Linked DNA regions of Homo sapiens: region 2 is linked to region 1. Evidence: read pairs that join two places in POLR2A ChIA-PET (ENCODE). Cell type or tissue: K562. All regions are shown on one strand. Each heading gives the region's core, and the rest is flanking DNA. Links, peaks and the distances in the headings are about the cores only. Region 1 overlaps CCDC174 (coiled-coil domain containing 174). Region 2 has its middle 74 kb from the start of LSM3.

The links. Peaks named below come from ENCODE experiments on the same cell type or tissue, not always from the same donor. Only the 100,000 strongest peaks of a DNase experiment are listed, where the experiment ranks them.
Region 2: POLR2A ChIA-PET joins it to region 1 with 6 read pairs; 2 of 35 experiments call an interaction of 5 or more read pairs at or near these places.

What each region holds. Positions count from the first base shown.
Region 1 is chr3:14,666,558-14,670,944 of GRCh38, reverse strand. It overlaps CCDC174 (coiled-coil domain containing 174), which reads right to left. Exons shown (of 11, transcript NM_016474.5): 7 at 3,998-4,140; 8 at 3,427-3,521; 9 at 2,764-2,896; 10 at 859-1,011; 11 at 1-49. Among named protein-coding and RNA genes, the nearest start is that of C3orf20, 6.4 kb to the left of the region's middle. In K562, for the core only: no CTCF peak of the experiment used is centred there; no DNase peak of the experiment used is centred there.
Region 2 is chr3:14,250,884-14,255,270 of GRCh38, reverse strand. No RefSeq gene overlaps it. Among named protein-coding and RNA genes, the nearest start is that of LSM3, 74 kb to the right of the region's middle. RefSeq lists an enhancer at 1,803-3,002. In K562, for the core only: no CTCF peak of the experiment used is centred there; a DNase peak (open chromatin) is centred at 2,312.

The DNA.
Region 1 (4,387 bases), core at 94-4,093:
TCAGCCCGGAGATCTGACTGCCTCTTCGACCAGTATCCAAAGGAAAATTCTGGTAAAAATAAGAAAGAAAGTTATTAGAACTGATTAACGAATCAGTTGAATTTATTGTTACTATTATCTAATTGTATCATATATTTCTTAAAAGCCACCACAAATTATCCAAAGAATAAGAATGGCAACAGCAAAACTATATTACAAGGTATAAGTAATACCTACAACGAGTATAAAAGACCAGGCTAAGAAAAGGGAGTGACTATCTCTAGATGGGGAAATACAGAAAAAGAGAAATACAGACAAATTATCTGCTTGACATGACATTGTAGGTATTTCATACCAAAATACAAATTTTGTCCGTTATTGAGTTTTGGAAGACACAAAAGGGAACTGTCCAACCTTGTCTGGTATTTCATCTCTATTTCTAACAGTGGCTCTTGCATTTCTCTTACTTTAGCTTTGGATCTTATCAGCTCAGACAGCATGGGCTAATGTTCTACTGAAATGATCTTTTTCAAAGAGGCATAAACCATAGTCTTCCAGAGAGGCTGCTGTGGACACTCTGGAGAATTTACAGAAAAAATGTCCAGGGAAATTCCCCAATGGAACCATGTGTGAATCCAGGTTAGTACACTGGCATGTAGACCATTTTCAACTGAACATAAAAGAGGCTGCTAAAAACAGAGCATATGAGAACACCAAACTTTCATAATACTTTAAAGGCAGGTCCTGAGAAATGGCATTCCAAAGCTGTAAAACCACACAAGGCAGCACGAAGTTAAAACTTACCCCAAGTGCTTCTAGAAAAAAAACCATTTTCCATTCACTGGAGAGTTCTTACACCTCAGAGCCCACCTCCCTTACCTTTTCCGCGGTCCCACTCCCGGATGTGTGGCACTCCAGGCTTGGTGTCCTTCCTCTCCTGGACAATGACTTCTACTTTGCTACTCTGGGCAGCAGGACGTGGGGTTGGCACAGCCTCTGGCTCCGGTGGCAAAGGCCCAATAACATCTCCATCTATTTTTTGTAAAAGAATAAGACACTGTTATAAAAAAGCCTAAAGCTATTTTTAAAAATACAGAACATGCTAATCCTGAAAGTAAAAGTAACCATCAGTATTTATGAAGTACCTAACATGTCCCAGGCAGTGGATTAAGTCTTTTGTATACAACAGGTCATTTAATTCTTGTAACAATCCTAATAAATTCAATACTTCCATATTATCCCCATTTTATAGAGGGGGAAAATTAAGCTCAGAAATGGTACACAGGTAGAAAGTGATACGGGCTGGAGTCCTGGGCTGGGCTGGATGGATTTTAGTCTCTGTGCCCCTCACTATGCCACTCTGCTTCTCCAAACTGGCAATTGCAGGACCAGAAATCCCCAAATCACTCAACTAACATCACAATCTCAGGCGAAGCAAGCAGAGCCAAGGGGATGAACAGCTGGGGTCTGGTGTAGGCTGTTCAATTTTGGTCACATTTTTAAAATGTAAAAGAAAAATGGATTTTTAAAAAACACTGTGGTGGCGCTTCACATTTTCTGGACATGACAGATGTTCAGGAGATGGAGCAAAATTTGAGAAACAATCTGCACAGCTTAACATGTTATAGAGCGAGCATTTATCTGAAACTAAACAGATGGTTTTCAAATTCCTAAATGTTTCTGGTCTGTTTTGTTCAGACATTAGGAAATGGCCCATGGCTTCACATAAGCTTTGTGAGAGCTGGAGAGCTATACGTCCCTTCATACCCACACTCCTCCTTTTCCTTTGGGTAACAGAATGCCCCCCGGTTGCAGCTGAGCATGTGGCCACCTTGCTGGAGAGGCCATTTCCCAGCTTCTCCTACAGTGAGGTGTGGCCCACAGGACTGAGCTCTGGCCAGCAGGATGTAAATGCATAGGCTGTATGTAACTTCCCACTCACATCTCTAAAAAGGAAGGTGGCTCCCCTTCCCAGTCTCCCTGCCTACCCCTAGGCTGGATCATGAACAGGTGAGCAGGGGAGCAAGCTTTGACTATGCAGAAGAGAAAAATACTCTAGGAAATGGCAGAAACAGCAAGCCTGGAGGAAGCCTGGGACTAGATGACCATCTAGGGCAGAGCTACTCACATGCCCTGGATACCCACTCACCCACCTACCTCCAAGTTGTTAAGTAGAGAAACAGATCTCTATTTTGTTTGAGCCATTCTATGTAGGAGTCTCTAGATTGATGGCAATTTAGCCTGTACTACCACAACTCATGCAATAAGCTAGTCTGACATAGCATTTAACAGTGTTTCCAAGGGGAACCGTGCTCCAAGTTCCACATCACCAACTTCTGGAGCACAGTTCTTTGGTAAGCTTTGGCAAGCTGTCGATATTCATATTTCTAAATTCTTTTACTATGTAACTTTATGAATATAAATTTCTTTAAATATATATATAAAATAACCAATAGCAAAAAATTTAAGTCTAAAACATATATATGCAAAGCTAAACTTTATCTTAAAATATCTCTTTACTAAGTCTCAATTACAAGACTATGCCATTCTAAGATGCAACACAATGTATTGTTGCTTCATATCCTCATCTATAGCCTAAAAATATTGAATGTCATTCTGCATCACTTTGGTTATAAAAATTGCTCCTGCCAGTACCTCAAAGGTATACTGTTTGCTTAAATATAAAACTAAATGGCTAATTTTCACATTGCCAGCCCTATTAGCAAGACATCAATGGAAATAAAATTTTCCCTTTTGAAGTTCAGCAACATAGCCATGATATACCTCTATTTTCTTCTTCTGTTCCACCTTCTTTTGATTTTTTCATCTTTTTTTGTCGAAGTTTGGCAAGTCTTGCCTCTAAGATAGCCTTTCGCTTTTCCTTTATGTTTTCTCGTTTTGTTCTCTGATCTGTTGTCTGAACAGAAAATCAGAAAATTATTTGCTTGAAGCCAAATTTGCAATATTCCTGTCCAAAAAGATGAAATTTTCTTCTAAAAATAGACTAGTTAATTGATCTTCAGGCCACCTCTAAGAAGCTGTCCTTGAGATCCTCACAATGAAGCCCTATGAAGTACTCTCCTATGAACCCTCTGATGTCTTACAAAGTTTCATAAGAGTTCACAGAGCATCTTGCAAGCCTTAACACTCAAGAAAACCAACCCATTCCGTCCTACACCTTAATCCTTTAAGTAACTTTCTATTTTCCCATCCAAGCCACCCCAAAAGTACCACATTTGGGACCAGATTTAAAACATCAAAGTTACACAGGTTACTTGTGAGCAGTTATAAAATTTGAAACACAAAAATAGTATGGCAACTACCTTTATGCAATTCTGAATATCAATTTTAATTTCTAACTAATTTACTAGATTTTTCTGCAGTATGGTCCAGCAAGAAACCAAGCGCTCACATCTTTCCTCACAGTCACTTGGGATTTATCTGTACCTGTTCACGCAGCATCTCTAAGGTTTTCATCTGCTTGTTTCTCAACTCTTTGTCTCGGGCAAAGGCAAAATACCCAACACCAAGTTGCCGGGCCTCTGAAAGAAGTATGAATTACCCAAAAGATCAGACTGTCCTGATCATTCAACTACACTCAAGCCACATTTCCTACCAAAGCAAAAAGAAACACAGTGATATTTGGCACAAGTTTTAAAAAGAAAAAGAAAACAGCTAAGCGAAGAAACAAAAAACCAAAGAAACACAAAAGTTAGACCAAGTTTTCGTCCTGTTTGCCAAGGGAAGCATAACAAGGGTTCGTTTGCTTTCAGCCATGGGCTGTCTCCACTTCTCTCAGGGAACAATCCCTTGGATTACCAGACCCTCTGTCAGGAAGATATTCCCAAATGTGAGTATTTTAAGGCTATGAAGTGAACAAAGGAGATATTTTCTATTTCCAAAGCAGGATCTTTAATTTCCATGTAAAAGCTATTGCTTTATGAATACTTCCCTTTATGTTTGCCATCAGTTTAAGGTTAAAAATAAGATTTGCAAAGCTGCAAGAAAATAGTCATACCATTTTCCCGAATGTCTTCATAATGTACGGGCCCCATGGGCCTCTTCAGGGCCTCTCTTTCTTCTTCCTCCCATTGCTGGCGCTGAAGTTCTTTTCTCATATCTTCAGATAATAGGGTTTTTTCATTAGCAGGACTAATAAAACTAGCAGGAAAACAGAGCAAAAACTATCTTCAGATAAGGATTGAGATATCAGTGTTTAAGTACAGTCAGTTGCATCATGCATAAGTAACACTATTTGATAAAGAAAACAGGGAACTACAGAGGCTTCTGACCCACAAGACTGCTGGAAAATCAATAAAACAGCCTTCGCCTTTTTTTTTTTTGGAGACTAGTCTTGCTCTGTCGCCCAGGCTGGAGTGCAGTGGCACGATCTCGGCTCACTGCAACC
Region 2 (4,387 bases), core at 84-4,083, 420 kb after region 1:
ACACGCACATACTCCAACACACACACCCCAATACACACACACATCAATACACACATACTCCAACACACACATACTCCAACACACACACCTTAATACACATATGCCCCAACACACACACCCCAACACAAACATCCCAAAACACACATTCTGACACACACATACTCCAACATAGCCCAATACCCACACACCCCAACACACACACAATCCCCCCACGGACACCAACACCCACATACTCCAACACACACATACTTCAACACACATACCCCAACACACGCCTTAAAACACATACCCCCAACACACACACAACCCAACACACACAGTTCAATACACACACAGACCAATGCACTCATACACAGACACACACACACACACACACACACAGTCTCACACATCCCCAGCTTCAAGGCACAGCTTAAAGCTAAGCCTGGGGAGAAATAAGAACCGTAGGTGCAGTTACGTGGTCTAAACTCTGGGATCCAGGCGTCTTGTCCTTAAAGTGGAAGTGATACTGCTCCCCACCTCCCAGAGATATTAGGGACACAAGACATTAGGCACATTCCAACACACACCCCAATACACACACACACAACACACACACACCCCAACAAACACATACTCCAACACATATACGCCCCAATACATACACACCCCAACACACACACACAAGATATTAGGGACACAAGACATTAGGCACAGGCTCTCAGAATGTAAGGACTGGCCATTGCAGGCCCTGCTGAGGGAGGACAGGCCCGAGGAACACAGGGTGTTGTGGGGAACACAGGCAAGGAAATTACACTCGTGGGACCTGGGAGGGTTGGGGCGGATATTGGTATAAATCTTTGCATCACTTATTTCAGTTTGCAAATCCCACAAGTACCAGTTCCTTCTGCAGCCTGGGAGGGCTGATTACACTAACTCCACCTACAGAGAAACCAAGGCTTACATTGTTGGGGGCCAGGAGAGCGATGAACGATTGCATATCAGTGCTTGTCCTTGGTTTTTGAAACACAAGGAAAATTGTGATTTCTTTCAGAGGACTGGCAGGTTTGGAGCTCACAGGAGCCATGGATCACTAAGTGGGAAGAGGTACAGCCAGGCGAGGAACCTGAGGCACAGAGATGGCAAGTGGGTGGCCCCAGGTCACACAGCAACTTAGTGGTGGGGCCAGAATCTGCTCAAAAATAAGATTTTAATTCTACACCCAAGATCGGCTGTTGATACAACATGGAATAAAAGTGATGTGGGAGAAGTGAAAAGTATCTCTGCTTTCTCCCCAGTTCCTCAAAGACAAGTCTCCCTGTTGACTAAAACACCCATGCAGCTCCCATTAGAACAGAGACCCTGTCAGCCTCCTGTCTTGCTGGAAGGCTATTGAAGATGCAGATGGGAACCACATGCAAGACATCCTCCAGCCACACTCACAGCATTCCAGCCAGAGGGAATGGAAGAGAACTCAGACCTCCTTAGTGTCACCCTTGGGACACAGGCAAAGACATTCCCAAAGATCTAAGGCCTCAGACCAGGCCATCTGAGAACAAAAAGATGGAAAGTCCCAGATCTCAGGGCTGGGCCGTCAGGCAGAAAACAGCCCACAGTCGGTAAGCACACTGTAGACTCCAGAAAGCCCAGTCATCCCGGACACAAAACTGAGGCATGCCTAGCATGCGCTTAGGGCTGCCTTCAGACAAAACTCTCTTGGCAGTGGATGAGAGAAGTCCTAGCAGAAGCTGGACCTCGTGCCATCCCTCAAATTTCAAACTGGGCCGCTTATGTGGTGATTGGTAGTTAATCCACTCAGCTGGGACCCTGGGCCTTCTGGCTGTCTGGAAGGCAGGCAGAGGAGGATTTGGGTTCTGGCTACTCAGCCAAAGTCCAGTGACCACTGGAAAATTGTGCAACAGACATACCACGCCTGCCCAGGTCTTTCCAGCATACCGGCCCCAAGGCCTTCCCACAGCCTTGCTTGACTCACCCTGCACCTCTTGGCTGAGTGAGCCCCACCTTCTAATGCCTCCAGTTCTACTGTGCGACCAATCTTCCCATTTAGGGCCCACCCTACTTCGCCCAGCACAGAAGATGCCTCCACTGTTTTCCAACCTGGACATCTTGCTCCCACCCTACCCCCTCTGTTGCCCCCACCAGTTTCTCCCCAGTCCCACAACCAGGACCTAGCAGGGAGGCCCAGGGGCTGGGGCCATTGTCCCAAGCACATCTGAAGGGTATGAGCACCTTGTAACGCCCTTGAATGCTTCCTGGTAGAGATGATGAAGTAACTGCTCAACTCAGCTATCTGACCTTCACCCACTGGGGTCAGCTGTGGAAGATTAGAGGATGCAAGTGGGTGGCAGCGTCTTCCTACCCTCCAGACACTCCTAGTTCTTGAGGTGAGGCTGACACACAAGAAAGGAATGACCACCCAGCACCGGGGACACATTTCAGGCTGCACGAGAAAGAGGGCCTCCCTCAAGTCCGCACAAGGTAATCGGGTCTTCATTGGAAGCAAGTACAGCTCAGGGTCGTGGAGATTCAGGGACAGGCTTGGAACCCAGGTGGCCTTATAGGATATGGAAGTCAGGGCTGAAAACAAACTGAGTAAAATGCAAAACAGCTGCCTCGCTGGGGCCACACATGGCAATCGGCCTCTCTCTGTCTCTTTCCCTAGCTCTCTCTGTGTCTACCTCTCTCAGTCTCTTCCTTCGTCTGTCACTCTTGGGCTCTCTGCCCTCCTCTTCGTCTCTCTCTTAGCCTTCCTTTATCTCTCTCTTTCCCCTTTTCCTCCTCTCTTCTTTCTTCTCTCTTTCTGCTTCACCTTCTTGCCACCGACTGGCTTCCTCTGCTTTCATTCTGCTTCTGCTCCCCATGACTGTACCTGGCCAGTGTCCAGTGCCCAGGTCTGTGAATTCCTGTCCTGGCCCCTCTGGCCACAGCACACTGCCCCCAAAGGAGCCCACAGAAGTGAGGCTGCAGAGTAGCTGCACTCTACCCCAGAACCCTAAAGGCAAGAGAATTAGAAGAAGCTCAGAGAGGATCTAGTCCAGCTAAAAAACAATTAAGATGTAATTTATATACAGTAAACTGCATACATCTTAAATGTGCAGGTTGATGGCTTCTACATGTCTACATGCACATAATGCCACTCACATCAAGACCTGCCACATCTCCAGCTCCTCTGAAAGTTCTTCTCCCTATCCAGTCAATTCCTACCTTCCCAGAGGCAGCAACTGGTCTGAATCTTTTCACCATGTTTTTTTTTTTGTTTTGTTTTGTTTTTTGAGATGGAGTCTCGCTCTGTTGCCCAGGCTGGAGTGGAGTGGCCCAATCTCGGCTCACTGCAAGCTCCGCCTCCCGGGTTCACGCCATTCTCCTGCCTCAGCCTCCCGAGTAGCTGGGACTACAGGCACCCGCCACCATACCTGGCTCATTTTTTGTATTTTTAGTAGAGATGGGGTTTCACCATGTTAGCCAGGATGGTCTCGATCTCCTGACCTCGTGATCCGCCCACCTCGGCCTCCCAAAGTACTGGGATTACAGGCGTGAGCCACTGCGCCCGGCCTGTTTTCACCATGTTCTAAAACTCCTTTTGCAACATTCTGACAGTAAGAGAAATCTGACATAATTGACTCCATCTTGCTTCTAACCTCCAAGCTGTCCTTGGTCAATTATGGTGTGGACCAAGCTAACCTTGGGAGGAATTTATAGTTTGACCTATAGCAAGGATGATGATAACCTATCCCAAAATTAAATTGCCTTTGTAAAACTAATGAAAGACCACAAGGTTAGGGCTGTGAGGGGGGCCTGAATTCTGCTAAGATGTATGTGTAGTTAAATGTAACCAGCCATTGTCCCAGAGGTCACAAGATTTGGAACGTCCCCTCTTACTCCTGTAGATAACATCACTATTGCAGAGCCTAAGATTGACCTTTTGGGATGTCTTTTCAGACTCTTGCATTTCTCATAACTGGCTGACTCCACCCAGACCTGTGATTCATCCAGTTCTGTGGCCCCCACCCAGAGGCAGACTCAGCACCTGAAGACCGTCTTCCATACTCTTGTGATTTCATCCCCAACCAATCAACATTCCCCATTCCTTAGACCCCTCCACACCAAACTATCCTTGAAAAACCCTAACCTCTGAGCCTTTGGGGAGACTGATTTGAGTAATAACTCTGTCTCCCGCATGACTGATCTCCTGTCAATGAAATGTCTTTACTGCAATACCATTATCTCAGTAAATGGATTTTGTCTGTGCAGTGGGCAAGAAGAACCTGTTGGGTGATTACAGATTTGTCCAGTGCTGTCCAAGGGAGAGAATATAGTCATGGGTTCTTAGTTTCTCTTTCTGGTTGGGCCAGTAAATCCCCTTCCTCATCCCTCTTTTCCGCTTATC